Linked DNA regions of Mus musculus: region 1 is linked to region 2. A link is a loop called in an ENCODE intact Hi-C map of the cell type or tissue named here. Cell type or tissue: left cerebral cortex. All regions are shown on one strand. Each heading gives the region's core, and the rest is flanking DNA. Links, peaks and the distances in the headings are about the cores only.

Region 1 (8,905 bases), core at 2,971-5,470, 89 kb before region 2:
GGGGCCACACAGATGAGAAAGCATTGATTCAGTAAATACTTCATGGAACATAATTGTGTTAAAATCCAAGGAATCTGCCACGAAGGTCTGATAGGACCTCTAGTCTGCTAATGTCAACAGAGTCCCTTGGTTACTTCCTGCCTGTAATGAGCTCAGCTCCGTGATAAAATGAGTCCATCCTGTCCCGGGACATGAAGTCCCCACGAGAGGCCAGCATCTCACAGACTAAATGTGGATGGTCTCCACCTTTCTTTTTCAAACAAACATCCAAGTTAGATAGGTGTGGATACAACAGAAGAAATTACCCTTGGGTGTGGAGCCTCTGAATAGCAAAGTAAAGTAACAGAGGAAGGAATTCTATGGCTTCTACTCAAGGAATCTGTGAGAAAGGCTAGAATCCCTCTTGGCTTCTGGAGAGGGAGAAAAATTTAGTCATCATCTAATTTTTAGGTTAAAAAACAATAGTGAGCTTCTCTCTCTCTTAGAGAAGAGACAGGGAGAGGATGGAGATGCATACAGGCATCTAAAGTAAAACCCCAAAGGTTTGTGTGATGTTGGGTGGAAAATGACTCCCCAAATCTCCTCAAGGGGTATTCCTTCTTCTAGCTCCTGGATTGGGTCTCACCTGTGAGATGACCTACAGCCTCCACAGTGATGTCAACACAGAAGATTTAGTTCTGTGCACCCATCTCAAGTCAGTGGAACAGTTCAGCTTGCTTCCTACAACATAATAGATGTTACAGCAGTTGTTTTCAATCCGTGGGTTCAAACCCCTTTGTGTGTGTGTGGTAGTAGCAGTTATGAGGTAGCAATGAAAATAATTTTATGGTTGGTATCACTACAATGTGAGGATCTGTGATAAAGGGTCTCGGTATTAGGAAGGGTGAGAACCACTGTGCTAGACTGAGAAGCAACAGTGTCTAAGCAGTGTCTCCTTGTTAGAATATAGACCCACCAGCCTGAGACTTCAGCACGCCTAGAACTTGGCAGTGGTCCCCTCCCCTTTCCAGATGAGGGAGGGTGCTGTCAGGGCCTGGCTTGGTTTATAATGACCTTAATGAGCAAGTGAGTGTTCGTCAGAAGAGCTTGGGTTCCAGTCCTTAAAAATTCTCAATATAAATATATTCTCTATATAGAATAAAGCAATTCTATTTTTTTTAAAGCTACAAGTACACAAGTGTACTTACTATAAATATAGAGTAGAGGCTGATTAAGGATGGGCGACTTTGCCTCCAAAGGACAGTTGGCAATGTCCGCAGACATCTTTGCTAGGACTGCCACAGCATCCAGGGTACCGTGTCTGCAGCTTCTTAATCACCCACATCAAAGACCCACCGGCCTTCTGATTCACTGAGTACTGCCGAGGTCTAGAGGCCCTGGCCTATGCACATAGAGAGGGATTCAAGCGCAATTGCTGTCCTTTAGGAACTCTTCTGAGTGGGGTATTGTGGGTAGTGACAATGCAGGAGGGACAGTGTGGCTGTGGCTGTGGCTGTGGCTGTTGGGTGTCTAACCCCTTCTGTGGTGAGCTGTTTACTATAGTCTGTGCTGTCTTGGGGTAGAAATGAATGGTAAGATTCTTTCTACCTTCAGGCACACCTGGGCCACACACGTGTAGATTGTGGTTCTGGTGGGAAGAGTTCGGAACGGGAAGACTGGTGCAGAGTAGCATGTGGCTGCTCTCAAGCTGTCACCTTCAGGAATCTTCCTGGTGTCTGTTTATCATTCTCTCTTCTTCCGGTCCCTTCATGTTCTTGGGAACTTGAACTTCTGGGCCAGCCTGGTGCCCTCTCATCTATGCCACATTCCACTGAGTGGCTTTCCCTTGGGTTAGAGTTCTCAAACTCTCTGAGTTAGTCTCATCATTGAAGACACCTTGCTTCTAGAGTCAAATTTGGAAATACTCGTGAATGAAAGAAAAGATGCCTGGGATTTGCCTCAGAATACTCTGAAGAGAGGGTGTGAGGAGACAGAGGGAGATGACAGAATCTGGTTTGCTAAGGCCCTGGATGACAGTCTGCCGGTGTTTATTTTATCAGTTGCTGTGAACATTTAGAAACCGTGTCTGGCTTTCAGAGGCCAAGCCTCGGGTAGTTGCCAAGTAGAGAGAAAGCAGTTCTCCTCAGCTCTCTTTTGGAGGGTGTCTGAGCATGGGCCTGGCTCAGCAGGAGGCTTTAACGTCCTCCTGCATACATGGAAGGTCGGAGCGCCCATCTAAGGGTGGCCTGGGAGCTAGCAGGGACGCGACATTGGGACATTAAGGGAGATGGGTCTGTCAGGATGTGCCAGAGGTAAAGCTGAGGCACGGGACAACCCCTGAGAGCTGTCTGAAGGAGCCCCTCAGGGTGCAGGCCAGTCTGCAGTCCACCGGCTGATGTGGCACATAATATGGCAGTGCCTAGGACTCCGGGGCTCAGAGAAAGATCAAATCAACATGACGTCCTGGAGCCTTAAAACCAAATAAGAGTGTCTGGTTCCCTTCCGCCTCCTCAGCCAGGGGCTGCCAGTCCTTGGAGTTGCTATCCGCCACACACTTCTTTCATCCTGGGGACATGTGCCTTCTTTGGGTTCAGGGTTTACTGCCTTCAGCTTCAGCTCAGTATAGTCCTCGTACGGCCTCAAAGCCTGGACGTGGGCTCAGCCCTTACCAATCTCTCCTCAGCCTCTGGCTTCCAACAGCAAGCCAGCGCACTTCTGGTGTCTGTCACAGCTACTTGAGTTTGTCGACAACTCTTTTCTCCTGTGAGGACTGACTTGGGTCTGTGTAGTGGATTACAGGGGAAAATGACACTGTCACTCCACCATGAAGAGGCAGAGCTGCTGCCCCTTCCCTTCATTTCTGAGCCATCAGGAGGTCGCAGAGGAAGCCAGGCCAGGCCAGCTCCCTGCTAAGTGAGAGGCAATTACCCCCTTTAGCCAGCTCACCTCAGAAATCACACAGAGAGGCCGCATGGGAAACAGAGGCTTAGAGATTAGGTCATAGACAGGCCAGCCGTCCCTGGGTCCTAGGAGAGATCCTTGAAGACTCCAATCCTGGGTATCTTGTCTGTAGTCCTATGAGAAAACCAAAAAAGTCACTCACCTGAGCCTTAGCAACTCACAGAAGCACAGGAGTAGTACACACTTGCTGCTTTCAGATAGTAAGGTTAGCTGGTACGTTTGGCAGCATTGTTCCTGGGAAAACTGTGGCTTCTAGCTAGTAGAAAGTCCCCTACAATAAAAACCCTCTACATTTTGTTCATCAGCCAGGGCTCCCTGAAGGTCCTCAGTATAGAAAGAGGGGGGAGCTACTACCATCACTTAAACATGGGTCAGACCCAGAACTACTGCAACCTGTGTTTCTTCCCCATGTGGTCGCTGACTTGGATGGAAAGGGAAAATCCTGTATCCTTAGATTTCCCTGAGGCTTCATCATCAGCTAAGAGGGGGTATCAGATCTCTGTCTCTCTCTGTCTCTGTCTCTCTGTCTCTCCCTCTCTCTCTGTCATGGGACATCCTCCTAATCATCTGGGACCAAGCCTGGACCTTTCTCCCAATGTGCATAGCACTTGGCAGTTACTTACCTAGTAGGATGCTGAAGCTAGACTTGTTTCTACAAAACCAGGGCCTTTGGACGGCTGGCCCTTCTACTCTTCTACCTCTGCACCTGCAGAAAGGACACCTCTGTTGGGTGGAATTAAGGGAAGTCTCCTTTCTGTCAAATGGTGGTCCAAAGGACAAATGAGGGGACCAAAGAATGGGGGAAAAATGGGGCACCCGTGTTTGTCAGCATCTTCTCAGATCCTTCATAAGTCCTTGAGGAAAGTGGAGTTACAGGGTTGCCTCATAGGCATGCAGATGTCATTGTAGAATCATGGCTTGACCCAGGTCAGCAAGGCCACATCTGCCTCTCGGTCGCCACACCGCATAAGCAGGCAGGTAGGGAAGATGGGTGTACAAGGTACAGCTATCACTCTCATCTGAATCCTAGAGGATGCTTTCCTTCCTCACCAGCGTGCTGGCTTGCTAGCCAGGGCAGATGCCGAGTTTTTAAGGATCAGGCATTTCTCGTATTTTACTTGAATTAAGTTATTTGGAGTCTATCCACAAAAGTGTCTAGGGAGTGGAGCAACAAGGGAAGAGGTCACAGCCATCACGGCAGGTCTGGAGGTAGCTACTGAATAGTTTATGTCTTAGGGACCTGTCCAGATGGCCCTATGGGTGTTAACTAGGGGCCCAGGAGACTGTGTCAAAGGCTATTCTATTTGGAATTGAAACAGAACCTGTTTCCGACACAGTTTGTCCCAGAAGATTTGCCATTCTCTCTCTCCTCTGATTCCTGGCCACCACCCCACCAAGCTGGGGGAAGGATCGCTCAAACGCCGGCACACTTGAGTCAGCTTGTAGTCGTACCTCTTTATTATGCACACTGGAGAGACCCACAGCTCGGGAAGATTGCATTTTTTAAGTCTTTTTTTTTTTTTTTTTTAAGGCTTTGAAATATGTGCAGGGCTGGAGGTGGAGAAGCAGGAAGCGAGGCCTGGCAGATGAGCAATGTTTCCTTGGAGACTTGGATTTGATTTCAGTTCTGCACAGAATACCCCTCAGCCTTGTCTGCTTCATTTTACTTTGTGAGGAGAGATGCGCGTATACCCTCTCAGTGCCCAATCCTTTGATTAACGAAGTTGGAATTGGCCAATGACAGGAGGCTCTGAGGAAGTATTTGTTGACCCAAAGTAGTAGTTTTCAGCCCTGGGTGATGACTTGGACACCTTGAAAACCTGTAGAGGAACAGATATGTAGAAGAAGAGTGTCCTGGATGAGACTACAGCTCGGTGGTTGAACACTGAATGGTACGCATGAGGTTTCCGTTCCAAGCACCAAGAGCAAAACAAAACCCCATAAAAACAATGGATGTCTTTGCTTGGACATTTTTCACCCATGTGACTCATGAAGTCAGATGCTGATAAACACCAAGTAAGTTATATAAATTAAAGCAGGTGTCTCTAATAAAAATGGAATGCCTACTGAGATGAGGCCCTGGATTTAAGAGAGGTGACTCAATGGTGAAGATGCTGGTGAAAATCCCGTGAGCCACTTACATAGAGCACCATGACCATAGTTTATGCGGATACCAAACTGTGGTTATTTTATGGTTATTTTCTTAAATGTTTTTGTTTGATGATTTACTTTAATTATGTATGTGGCTAAGTGGACATGAGTATGGGTGCCCAAGGAGACCAAAAGACATGTTGGATTTCCTGGAGGTGGAGTCACGCTGCACAACATGAACGCTAGGGACCTTGGGGACAGCATGCACCTTTAACTCACCAGCCCTTGTTATCAAATAACTTAAAACGCTAAAAACAAAAGAAAGAAAAAAATCTGCAGACTAAAATGCTACAGGGAATAAAAGAAAAGAAAACCTAAAAAAAAAAAAAACCCCACAAGATGTCTTTCTTAGCCACATGTTCTGGTTAAGTGGCTCTCCTTGTAACCTAAAAATAAAAACAACCCACCCCATGTATTCTGAACAAGATTTCAATGACCTTGGCAAGCTCTGGTATTCCTTTTCTCTGCTTCTTCCTTGTCCCTGTCGCCCCCACCGTCCCAACCCTCCTCAGGCAAGCCTGTTGTATCACAGCGTGGGGTCTGCTCAGGGTGTGGCCTCTCGCGACCACTAGGGTTTGTGAAGTTCCTACATTTCCCAGGCTATTCAGTATGGCTGAGGAAATTTTATTTGGAGGTGGCCAAGGTGCCTCTAGCCCTCGACCACAGAGGACAAAGAATAAAACCTGGGGCTATTTGGAGATGGCTCAGGAAATCTCTGTGGCAGGAGCTATACCACAGCTCATGCTGTGTGGCAAGGAAACCAGTCTTGGAGGCAGGAGATATGGACTAGACTATACTCCCCACTCTTCCAGACTGAATTCCTTCAGTGGCAGCTTCCTGCTTTCAACTCTGAGGGTCCAAAGTCCTGGACTCCTCTTCATTTGTGCTCCTCTCACATAAGTAGTACATTAGCAAATTGGCCCCAGTTTCAAAATACACTTCCTGCCATCTTAGCTCTGAGTTATTGATCTCCGGCCAACTGTCTTCTCATGCTAACCTTGGCCTTCGGAAGCATGTCCTATCTCTCTTTTTTTAAATTTTTGGATTTTTTGACATTATATCACTTCCCACTTCACGTTCTTCCTCCTAAACTTACTCTTCCTTGTTCTCTTTCAAATTCATGGCCTCTTCTTTACATTAACAATTATTACATACATGTATGTTTATATACAAACATATTCCTAAACAATACAACCTGCTTAGTCTGTATAATGTTACTTGTGTGTATGTTTTCAGGGCTGACCATTTGGTATTGGAGAATCGATTGGTGTGCTCTTTCCTGGGAAGAGTATTTCTCTAGATTTCACCATTCCTTAGCTCTTGTAGTTTTGTATATTTTCGAGGCCTCATGGTTTCTGCCCCCCCCCCCCCACACACACACACTTTAGCATGTCTGTTGTTTCCTGGTTTAGCTCATGTCTAGGAAGTCACGTTGATGAGACTTTATGGTTATAGTTCCTGACATTTCTAGGAGACACAGTTGCACAACAAACACCCTGGTTCTCTAGCTCTTACAATCTTTCTGTTCCATCTTCTAGGTGATTGTACTAGCTAGTTTTATTTGTTTTTTTTTTTTTCCAAGACAGGGTTTCCCTGTGTAGCCTTGGCTGTCCTGGAACTCACTTTGTAGACCAGGCTGGCCTCGAACTCAGAGATCTACCTGCCTCTGCCTCCCAAGTGCTGGGATCAAAGGCGTGTGCCACCACGACCGGCATAGTTTTATGTCAACTTGACACAGCTGGAGTTATCACAGAGAAAGGAGCTTCAGTTGAGGAAATGCCTCCATGAGATCCAACTTGCTTCTTGGTCATGATGTTTGTGCAGGACTAAGACAAATTCGTACCAGGAGTGGGGTATGCCTGTGACAACCTGACCATGTTTTGGGGAGGACTGTGGAAGGACTTTGGAACTTTGGGCTTGAAGATCCATTTGTTGTTAAGAGCTCTGTCAGATGTTGTGTAGGAGCTCGGAAGATAATGTTGAGAACAGTGCAGAAGATGGAGGTCTGGTTTGTGAAATTTCAGAGGGAAAATTAAAGACTCTTTTCAGGGCCATTGCTGTTTTGATTGTGAAGATTCTGTAGTTCTGGTTAGCTGGGGCTGAAGAATCAGCTGTGATTAACAAGATACCAGAACTACTAAAGCAAAAACTTTGCATTACTGGGACTATTGATGCTGGTTAGCTGGAGCTAAGAAATTAGCGGTGATTAAGAAGAGACCAGCATCATTGAGGTGACATCTTCTGGGAACTGTTTTCTGAAAGCACAAAGAGGCTGTGTTCCAGAGATAGCCAAGGTTGTACTCCTGCTGCAGCAGAACTTGGTAATGTGTAAGGGTCACCCAGGTTTTGAAGGCATGAAGGGTCATGCAGTGTTTTGGAGATGCCAGTACCATGAGATGACCACCAAGAGCAGCAGCAGCAGTAGTGGAGTACAGGCATCTGGAGCCTAGAGGACGCTGCATGTGCTACAAAGGGCATGGCTGGAGAAGTGACCCAAGCCCTTGGAGGAGCCCAGAAGATCGTGAGTTGGATCCCAGACATTGGATGGTTGGAGATTGATTTTTGCTTTTGATTGTGACTGTGCCCTGATATTTTCCCTCTTGAAGGAAGAAACTATTTTAGTGGAGCCCACAGTTAAGGAGACTTTTAATTGTAAAAACTTTGGATTTTAAAAGAGATGGATATTTTAAAGATATTGAAATTTTAAGAATATGTAATGATTGTGGGACGTTTAAAGTTATTTAGACCTTGGGGATGAATAAGAATGTAAGGGTTGAGGCTTACTAGTGATGTGTTTGTGTGTCAAGTTGACAAGGGGTCAATTGTACTGGCTAGTTTTATGTCAACTTGACACAGCTGGAGTTATCACAGAGAAAGGAGCTTCAGAGGAAATGCCTCCATGAGATCCAACTTGCTTCTTGGTCATGATGTTTGTGCAGGAATAGAAACCCTGACTAAGACAGTGATAGAGTTGTACTGCAGATGGATCTGACAGGACTGGGCTCCACAATTAAGCCTTTTAATTGGTCATGGTTTTCTGTAATGGTTTCTGCCTGTTGCAAAGAGAAGCTTCCTCCATGAGAGGTAAAGGCTACTCTTCTCTGTGGTTAAAAGAACAAATATTTAGGATGCAGTCGGGGATTGTGCTGGTTTAGTAAAGTGGTGGGTTAGATCCTCTTCTGGGATCCATGACTTCACTAGCACTGGGTAGTTAGTCGGTTAACTTTCCAGTACTAGGCATGGTGTTCCTCTTGTAGAGTGTTTTGAAGCTAGTGGCCTGAGCGACTTGGACTACTTTTGAGAATGTGTCACTCTTTGCAGAGCTTCTTTGCTTGACTGGTGTCAACCTTTGCTTTTTGAGAGGGGGGTCTCTCGCTGCAGCCGAAGTTTATTGACTTGGCCGGGCTACCTGGAGCTTCAAGGCATCCTCCTGCTGCCATCCCTTGCCCTGTTCACCCCCAGTGCAATTCCAGAGCCTGGCTTTCTCTTTTAGTTCTGCGAGCCTGGGAAGTCCTCATGCTTTTGTGGCTTTTACTGACAGAGCCTATCCCAACTCCCTCAGCTATCTTTTCCCTGTGCACCTCATTTAAGACAGTGGCCCTGAATCCAAACCTAACCCTCTTCAATTTACTCTGAGAGCTTGTCACAACTACACATTACCTGCTGACCTGTTTATTCACTGGATTTTGCCACTAGAATATACTCCTTAAAGAGGAAGCCAGGACAGTGTCTGCAAAAGAGCAAGGGCTCATGAGGTATTTTCTGGCTTCCTGAAGCCAAGCTGTAGCAAAAGAGACTCATGGGAAGTCAGTCT
Region 2 (8,905 bases), core at 3,207-5,706:
TACTGCTGTTTATGGCAAAATACAGGTGGAAAACATGGCTAGGACATTTTATCAGGGGAAAGATGTATAATGAGTACCTGAAGTAAGAACAGGAGTTTTTATATGGTAAAGTTTAAAGAAAAAAGTTTATTTTTCACCTTCTGCCCCACCACATGTGTGCAGGTGCCTGTAGAGGCCAGAAGGGGGCGCTGGAGCTGGAATTACAAGTGGTTGTGAGTCACCTGACACAGGTGCTAGGAACTGAACTCAGGTCCTCTGGAAGAGTAAGTAGCAAGCATTGTTAACAATGAAGCATTTCTAGCCCCTGTGAATCTTAAAAACGAATGTTACTGTAATGTCTGCCCACTTGAGCGGGGCCAGCGCTGCTGTGTGGTAGACTACTGCTTGGAATCGCCATTCAATCCTATGTCCTGCTGCACCTGGGCCATCCCAGTTAGCACCAGTTGTCTGAGGATAATAATAAGAATGATTATTAGTTGTGATCAAACCATTTTGTTCAGAGGGCTTAGAGGTGAGGAAGAGCTGAAGAGGTTAGTGAGACCTGAGGTCCTTGGCAGGGCAGATCTCCCTGCTCCTATCACTAAAAGTCCAACTAAGTGATTAAAAACAGTGCCTTCAGTCTTAACTAATTATTGCATGCTAGTTATCATGGCTGGTTATTACACACAGCTTAGCCCTTTAGGGGAGGGAACTGTGCTATTTGGGTACTAAATTAAGCCTTGTTTCTTGGCACCAATCAACATGGGCAACACTCCTTCGGTAGAAGGGAGAGACTAGGAGTTAGACAGACTCCCCAGAAGGCAGACACACAGACAAGGGACCAGGCTAGGTAATAAAGACAGTAAACTTCCAAGATGACTGCTTCTTCCTCAGCCTCCTGACTTGAAAGAAAACCTGGTATCTTAAAACAAGAGCCTGGTGAGATTTGTCTCCCACCAGCAGGCTACCCGGTGATGGACTGGCACGATAAGTTCAAGGCTGGATCAGAACATGTTACAAACCCGTTGGGGGGCCACTCCGTCACCCTATCCTTCTTCAAACTGACCAGCCCTGAACTAGAGGAGGGAACTCTGCAGACTTAGAACTCCAGCTCTCAGGAGAGACGGGCTTTCCAGCTTCTGCTACGCAGAGGGCATTTGTCTCTGTGTGTCTGACATGTGTATGTTTCCTCACCCCCAATAAACATACTTTTTTTTTTCAACTATTGATTTCAATGATTGATTTCTCCACTGCTGTACGTTACACTCGAGACAGAGAACGCAAGTGTTCTCTATCCTTCTCCTCGGGGGTCCTTTTCCTAACTTGATGTAGTGCTCATGGATGCTGGAAGAAGCTCTAGGGCTGCCACTCCCACAGAATGCATTATAAGTAAAATTTGGCCACTGTAACTCTAAAGAACCAAACATCTAGAAATGAATAAATCTACACATGCCTTTCTACTTACTGCAGGCAAAACTCAACGTCCTTTTGTAAGTCCACCCAGACACATCTCATCAAAAGTTGATGAGTGTGTGTTACCATGCGTTATATTAAAGCAAGATTTTTCCAAAGCCTTGGGCGAATCCTTGGAAGGTCTTGAAGAGATTTTCCTCTAATCTTTATGTGAAACCTAAGAAAACACAGAATGAAGGGGAGCAGCTTGCCTGTTCTGAGTTTTCTAGAATCATCAAATGTATTCTTTGTCCATAGACATATATTGCTGGTATTTAAAAACAAAACAAAACAAACAAACAAACAAACAAAAAACCAAAAAACAACTCTTCAACATGGTTAGAAGTATAGCATTGTAACTTGTCCGCCTGGATTTAAACCCTGGTTCTTGACACATAGCCACGTAAGGCCCTCATCTACAAGAAAGACAAAGGTGCCTGTCTTATCCACAGTGGCACTGTAGGAAATCACACAGAATCGCTTGGAAAAATCCTTGGCCTCACCATACTTATCTAGACTAACCATTATTACTCTACTCTTTCTGAGAGTAAAAGATATGGCATAGTGTGAATCATCTATTTTTTAGTCGGCATGTGTTAGGTATATATCATAGTAATATTAGCACTGGGAAAATAAGTCAGGTTTTAATCAAGAAGGCTTTGTGAAATTTGAGTTGTGTAAGATTCCGCATTCTGTCCAAATCATTTAATTCCCATGACCTCCTTTGGGAAGTTCAATGTTGCTGCAGATATTCTAAACACCAAGCTGACCCTTCCTACCTCGGGCAGCCAGGCAGAGACTGCAGCACCCTCTTGTCGCCTTGCAGCTGGACTGAGAGCCTCCTCCCCTTACAACTCCTGAAAATATGTTTGCTCTCAGTGTCTAAAGGCATGGCATGAAGGGGACTTGAGACACTTCCAGTGGCGAATAGACCACATGACTGCTCCCAGCAAGACTTAAGAGAGAAAGATATCTTACGAGAAAGAGAAGAAATATGTTCAAGTGCCGATGGAAAGGCCGCTTCCGCCTCCCCCACCCCTGCAAATTCCAAATTCAAGTTTGCACTTCAATGTCTTCGGCTTGTTTCTTGTCAAGTTCAACATATTTTAAGTCAGATAATACCAACTGTGATATTTCTTATTTATTTATATGTTTCTTGGCATGCCTCTAAAAGAAAGGAAACATGTTCCACAAAACGCAAAGAAGAGAACGTGTACTGCTTTCTGTCTCATGGAAGCTTTTAGGAGAAGTTTCTTGTATTTCATTTGTAGGGTTGGAAATGAGAATGGATCTGTCTGCTGAGGAACATGCAGTCATTCGTTAACTCAGTCAGCCCACGGGCCTGCTACTGAGTGCCACTCAGAGGCCTGGGCTGTGCACAGAACAACACCCCCATTACAGTCTATAACCTTACACAGACCACTGCTAATAGTCACTGCTCTCCATATTGTGCAATTTCCACTTTGCAGGGCAGGAAAGTAAAACTCAAGCACAAAAACAGCTCATTCATTGACACACACAAAACTGTTAACGCTAAGCCCAGTTCTTGCCAGTGCAAAAGCCAGACTGAGCTGATCTGTTATGCTGGCTTTGATAGAGAATATGTTCTTAAGAGTCCCAGAGTTCTCTATTCTAAAGCACACCGTGGCAAGAAATGTGTCTAAGGCATCAGTGTCTTCCCTTTTAACTCACGTGTAGGACAGATGTACAGGAATCCACGTACATCAGCAAGGCAGCATTTGCAAGGGACCACAGCATCCTCAGAAGCCCAGGAACAGGTGCTGTACACACAGACAGTTGTGAGCAGGGCTCAGAGAGACTCAGAGATTTCCTTGTCACAGGACACTGGTAAATTATACAATCCCTCGGAGGCGGCAGTTTCTCACGTGTAAATGGGACTGACCGCATGGCCAGCATCACAAGGGTGTTGTTAGGAGGAGGAGTGGTGCTGACAGGGACAGGTCTCTTGCCTTCCCCTCACCTAAGCTTCCTGACAATGGCAACAAGGCACACTGTCTTCTTAGTTACAGAAGAAAATAGTCCCATAAAAGACCTCGGAGCAGATGGGTCGCTGACTGACGCTCTACTTGTGACAAAACCTGGGACCTAAATGCAGATGGGAAGCTCTTATGATACGTAAAAAGAATGGAAGTCATCTTTTGGGTAAGTGGAGATGGGTTTGAAAAAATGATCTAACCCACAGGTAACCCACTTCGGCACTTTTGGTAAGGCTAAACACACAAACCACTCAAATACAAACCCACAGACAATAAGCTTCTCTTAGATACACCAGGATATGTGCAGGTAAAGGGTCTCCCTTTTAAAAGAAAAATTTTAAAAATCCAAAACCTATTATTTGCCACCCTGAAGACATTCCTTCAATGGAAGTCTAGTGGATGTAAAGTCAGTATAGGGAATTGTGCTGGCACTGAACATGTGAGAACAAGCTGGCAATTCGGTGATAAATAAGTATTTATCAAAGATTTCAGGCTCAGCCGGCAAAGCTAAGCTCATTCTGAAACCCTGGCAAGATGCTAAGATTTCTGCACAGTTAGGGGCGAGGGGCTCTCCCAGTACCTCAGGAACAGGCCTCCGTACCGTGCTCGCACCCCATGTGCAGCGCCAGGTTTCCTGAGCCTGATTGCTACTAATTAGGATGATTAAAAAAAGATTCCCTTTTTTAGTGTTTGGAAAAAAAATCTTAAGAATTTTTGGAAACTTGAGCTTATGATATTTATCTGGTTCAGGTTTTAAAAATATTTCTATTTTTTTTTCTATCAACAGCTAAGCTTTCTGAAATAGCTCTTCCCTTGACATTACTGGGGAGATGGGCTTTATTTCCCCAGAAAAGTAAACAAGAGAATAAAAACAAGGTGACTCAAAGGATGAGGAAGTGTGGTGCTCTGCAGAACAAAAGGGCCTTTCACAGTATGTCAGAGACTCAACTGTGGGCTTTCCTGAATGTAAACACTGTTCAAATGGCAAAAGGAATTTCATCTATGCCTATAAAAGGTCTCAAACAATAGTTCTTGCTTGAAGCTACATTTAGCACACAGTAAAACAACCTTTTCCTCAAATAGTCTGCCCACAGACCTGCAAAGTTTGATCATCCCAGGAGATGAACAATTCTCCATCACTCGCAGAGCGAAGAGCCGCAATCGCAGCTTGTGGAGGAGAGGCTGCTAAGGGAAGACATGGCCAGGATGGACAGACAGCAGAGGGCAGTCTTCAGGAGCAAGGGATGCTGAGGCGCAGTTTACACCCGCAGCCGGATGCTTTGCACTCAGTCAGAGTTTAAGGCCCACAGAGCACATGGCTCAGGAGGTAAGGGTCACAGAAATGGAGCATTAACAGTTTAAACCAAAAGGAGCAGCAGTTAAATGAAATATTTCCCATTATCTATACATCTCTTCATTGCAGCAAGCTAAAATGGGCACCGATTATAATATTCAGTGGAGCTATATGCCAATGAACAAATTACATCATTATTATAGAAACACCAAAAGTCTTTCCTTACCCGGCTGATTTTGCAGCCATTTTTCTATCACTGTGTCAGCTCTAATCCTACACAGCCAACCCTGAGGTTCTTCTCTGATGAAAATTCCTAAGAAATTCTCTACAGAGAGTTTGACAACAGTGTCAGAGATTGTTTAGATTTTATGTGAAGTTTTCTATTTTCAAATAATGCATATCAAATTCTACAGGCCCCTGTTATTTGAGATGGATGTGTGTGTTGTGTTGGGGTGGGAGACGATAAGAGGGCTCAGGGTCAGGGTTTCTGTGCCTCTGAGGTTAGCTTCTATGACATTCTTTTTTGTGCCTCTATGCCTGGGTGTGAACAGGGCCAGCTTTTCTCAGATCACAAAGGACACTGGAAACACTCTATGATTTATGAGCTTTTTAAAACTGGTGACACCCAAACATTAACATTATCCATTCAGTGAAATGTTTTCTATGCATGGTTCAAGTCTTATCACTTCCATTTCATCCAAAGAACACTGAGGCTTGTACAGGCAGCTGCTATGGCCACACAGTGGGTACAGGGAGGCCAGCATTCACTCTGCTCTGCCCTATTCTAGAGCTTCAAGGGTTATGGCTGCCTCTGTCTCAAGCTACTCATAGTAATGAACAGGTGTGACATAAATGAGCCAATGACTTGGTTTTAGAAGAATAAACTAGACACTATCCATAGCTTTGTTTCCGGTTTGAGAGGAAAGGTGTGGCCCTTGGAGTTTGCCTGTCACATCTCTTCATCTGGCAGGGAAGACTTGCCAGTCTGGCTGGGAAAAGACAAGGGCACCAATTGGCCTACACAGTACAAGAAGACAGTCACTGAGTAGTAAATATGCAGGAGTGTCTACCTGGTGTCTGACTTACCTCCATAAGGAGGACTTGCGCGCCCTTCTCCTAGGCTCCCACCTGAGGTGAGTGGTCAGGTCAGGTCTTGGAGGGACACAGGGACATCTGCTTTGCCTTCTCAGTTCAAGGCACACCCCCCAACCCCTGCTCAGTTTCTACTACTGTTGCACTAAGAGGACTTCAGGACTGATCCACTTATTAATATTTACATTCAAGTAGACTAGTATTTTGAGAGGCATCTGATCAATAATCATTTTTTAACAGTTTATTTGAGTTGAGAAGGTGCCAATGACAGATAAGCTCTAGGTCATAGCCTACACCAACTGACAACCTTAACATCTCAAATTGCCTGCAACAACTTAAGAGCCAGTAAGTAGTAACTTAAAAGCCTTTTTCAAGGGGCCAGGGAGATGGTTCAGAGAAAAGGCGCCTGCAGCCAAGCTTAACAACCTGCATCTGAGCCCCAGAACACACATGGTAGAAGGAGAGACCCAAGTCTCCCAAGCTGTCCTCTGACCGGCACACACACACACACACACACACACACACACACTCACACACACACACACACACACACACACACACACACACACACACTCACACACACACACACACACACACACACAGAGAATTTTAAAAAGCCTATACCTCAAAGACAACTCAAGATCAGAAACTATAACCTCTAAGTGTATCAAACATTTAAAGAACTGAGAACAATTCTTTATGAACTCTTCTAAAGAACAGAAAGAGAGGCCATTTGTCAACTGACTCTATGAGGCCAATATGGCTGATGCCAAAAACTAGAAAGACATTGTATTAAACAAATTCTATAGACCAACATCCAGTGAGGTGTGAACATCTTTCAACAAATTGATATGAAACTGAACCTATTACAGTAAAAACAGGATTATGTATTATGACCAAGTGGGCTTTAAGCTGGGAATGGAAGGTTGAACTTATGCATAAAAATATACTACTATAATTCACAATTAATAGAATAAAGGGTAAACTATGTGATTATATTAACAGATGCATAAGTAGCATTTGAGGAATTCATGACAAAAATGTTCCACAAATGAAAAATGGAAGAAAATTCAACAACCCAATGAAAGTCATGTATGAAAACTTCAAAGATAACATGACAACTGTTATCCCACCATGCCCACCCAACACTATACTAGAGAATCTTGTCAGGACTAGGAAAGAACATAAAGTAAAAGATGTTCAGATGGGAAAGAAAGAAGTACACTGCACAGACTTGTATAAACAGAATATCTTCGCCATGTGTGGCACCTCATGCATGGAATCTCAGCACTTAGGAGGCCAAGACAGGAGATTGCTCTGAGTTCCAGACCAGCCTGTTCTACAGAGTGAGACTGTATTTCAAAATAATTAGTTGGGCTGGAGAGATAGCTCAGCAGTTAAGAGCACTGACTGCTCTTCTGAAGGTCCTGAGTTCAAATCCCAGCACCATATGGTGGCTCACAACCATCTATACAGCTACATTGTATTTATATACATAAAATAAATCTTAAAAAAATAATTAGTCAATCAACAACTGACCAACTAACTACAAATAAATATAAATAAATAAGAAATTCCAGGGGTTCTACTAAAAACTATTAGAACAAGTTATTGGAACAGCAAAGCTGCAGAACAGAAGATCAATAACTAATATTATTTCCATATGCTGATAATGAACATTCAAAGATAAAATTAGAAAAATATACTCAGTGGCATTAAAAAAGATAAAACAGCCGGGCATGATAGCACACACCTTTAATCCCAGCACTCGGGAGGCAGAGGCAGGCGGATTTCTGAGTTCGAGGCCAGCCTGGTCTACAAAGTGAGCTCCAGGACAGCCAGGGCTACACAGAGAAACCCTGTCTCGAAAAAACAAAAAACAAAAAAACAAACAAACAAAAAAAGATAAAACAATGTGAAACCTATACTCTGCAAACTACAAACACTCTTGGAAGGAATGTAAGAACCCCAATAAATATAAGAATATGGATACTCATGGCCTCGATAAACAGAACATGCATATTCATGATCTACCAGAAGAGTTAACGGTGCTAAGGTAGCAACATCCTCCACACTCACTTTATCTTTATTAATATCCTGCCTGGCTCCTGGTAGGAACCAATAATCTAGTTCTAAAATGTGTATACAAATAAATGCAAGGGAACCAAGACAGCCCACAGTGTTGCGGACTCGTGCTCTCTCATTTAAAAACTCAGTAAAAAGTCACCATCATCAAGAAAGTGTAATACTGACGTAAGCTAGACATTAGTGGGATAAATGGAGAGGCCTTGACTTCATGGTTAGACGGCTTTGTACCAAAGCCATTCAATTGTTTTACAGTGCTCAAAAACAAACAAACAAACAAACAAACAAACAAACAAACAAAAATGGTGCCATGACAACTGGATCTCCATAGACAAAGAATTAACTTGGGATCCCTATCTTATAACATACCAAAAAAAATTAACTCAAAATGGGTCAAAGGCTTAGACGTAAGTCCTAAATCTATACAACTCCTAGAGACACAGCGATAGATATTTGTGATTTTGGATGAGGTTACGAATTTTCAGATATGACACCCAAAGTATAAGCAACTGTCCTAGCTAAATTTATGTCAACTTGACACAAACTACTCTGGGACGAGGAAATCTGAACTGAGAAAATGCCTCTGTAAAATTGGGCTGTCGGCAACCCTGTAGGTCATTTTCTTAGTTAGTGATTGATGGGGGAGGGTATAGTCCATTGTGGGTGGTGTAACCCCCGGGCTGATGGTTTATAAGAAAAGAGACTGAGCAAGCCATGATTAGCAAGCCAGTAAGCATCACCCTTCCTTGGTCACTGTATCAGTTCCTGCCTCCAGGTTCCTGCCTTGTTGGAGTTCCTGTTCTGACTTCCTGCAGTGAGAGAGAGTGAAGTCTGAGCCAAATAAACCCTCTTCTCCCCAGCTTGCATTTTGGTCATGGTTTTCTGTTGCAGCAATAGAAACCCTAACTGGACAACAACCAATAGAAAACCAAGTAACACTGGTTGTATCCCATTAGATTTTTTTTTTTTTTTTTTGGTTTTCTGAGACAGGGTTTCTCTGTATAAC

What was found. Hi-C counts contacts between places; a loop is a spot of excess contacts. Peaks named below come from ENCODE experiments on the same cell type or tissue, not always from the same donor. Only the 100,000 strongest peaks of a DNase experiment are listed, where the experiment ranks them.
Region 1: it touches region 2 in a loop (2.8-fold over the local background); 5 of 42 quality-filtered maps call a loop at or near these places.

Annotation. Positions count from the first base shown.
Region 1 is chr14:79,219,430-79,228,334 of GRCm38, reverse strand. It overlaps Zfp957 (zinc finger protein 957), which reads left to right. Exons shown (of 3, transcript NM_001033215.3): 2 at 4,472-4,956. Among named protein-coding and RNA genes, the nearest start is that of Zfp957, 23 kb to the left of the region's middle. In left cerebral cortex, for the core only: no CTCF peak of the experiment used is centred there; a DNase peak (open chromatin) is centred at 4,471; H3K27ac peaks cover 478 bases.
Region 2 is chr14:79,130,737-79,139,641 of GRCm38, reverse strand. The region is part of intron 37 of Vwa8 (von Willebrand factor A domain containing 8); the gene reads right to left. It overlaps Gm30970 (a long non-coding RNA gene), which reads left to right and starts at 4,425. Exons shown (of 2, transcript XR_383637.4): 1 at 4,425-4,755. In left cerebral cortex, for the core only: a CTCF peak has its summit at 4,641 (motif pointing right); a DNase peak (open chromatin) is centred at 4,635.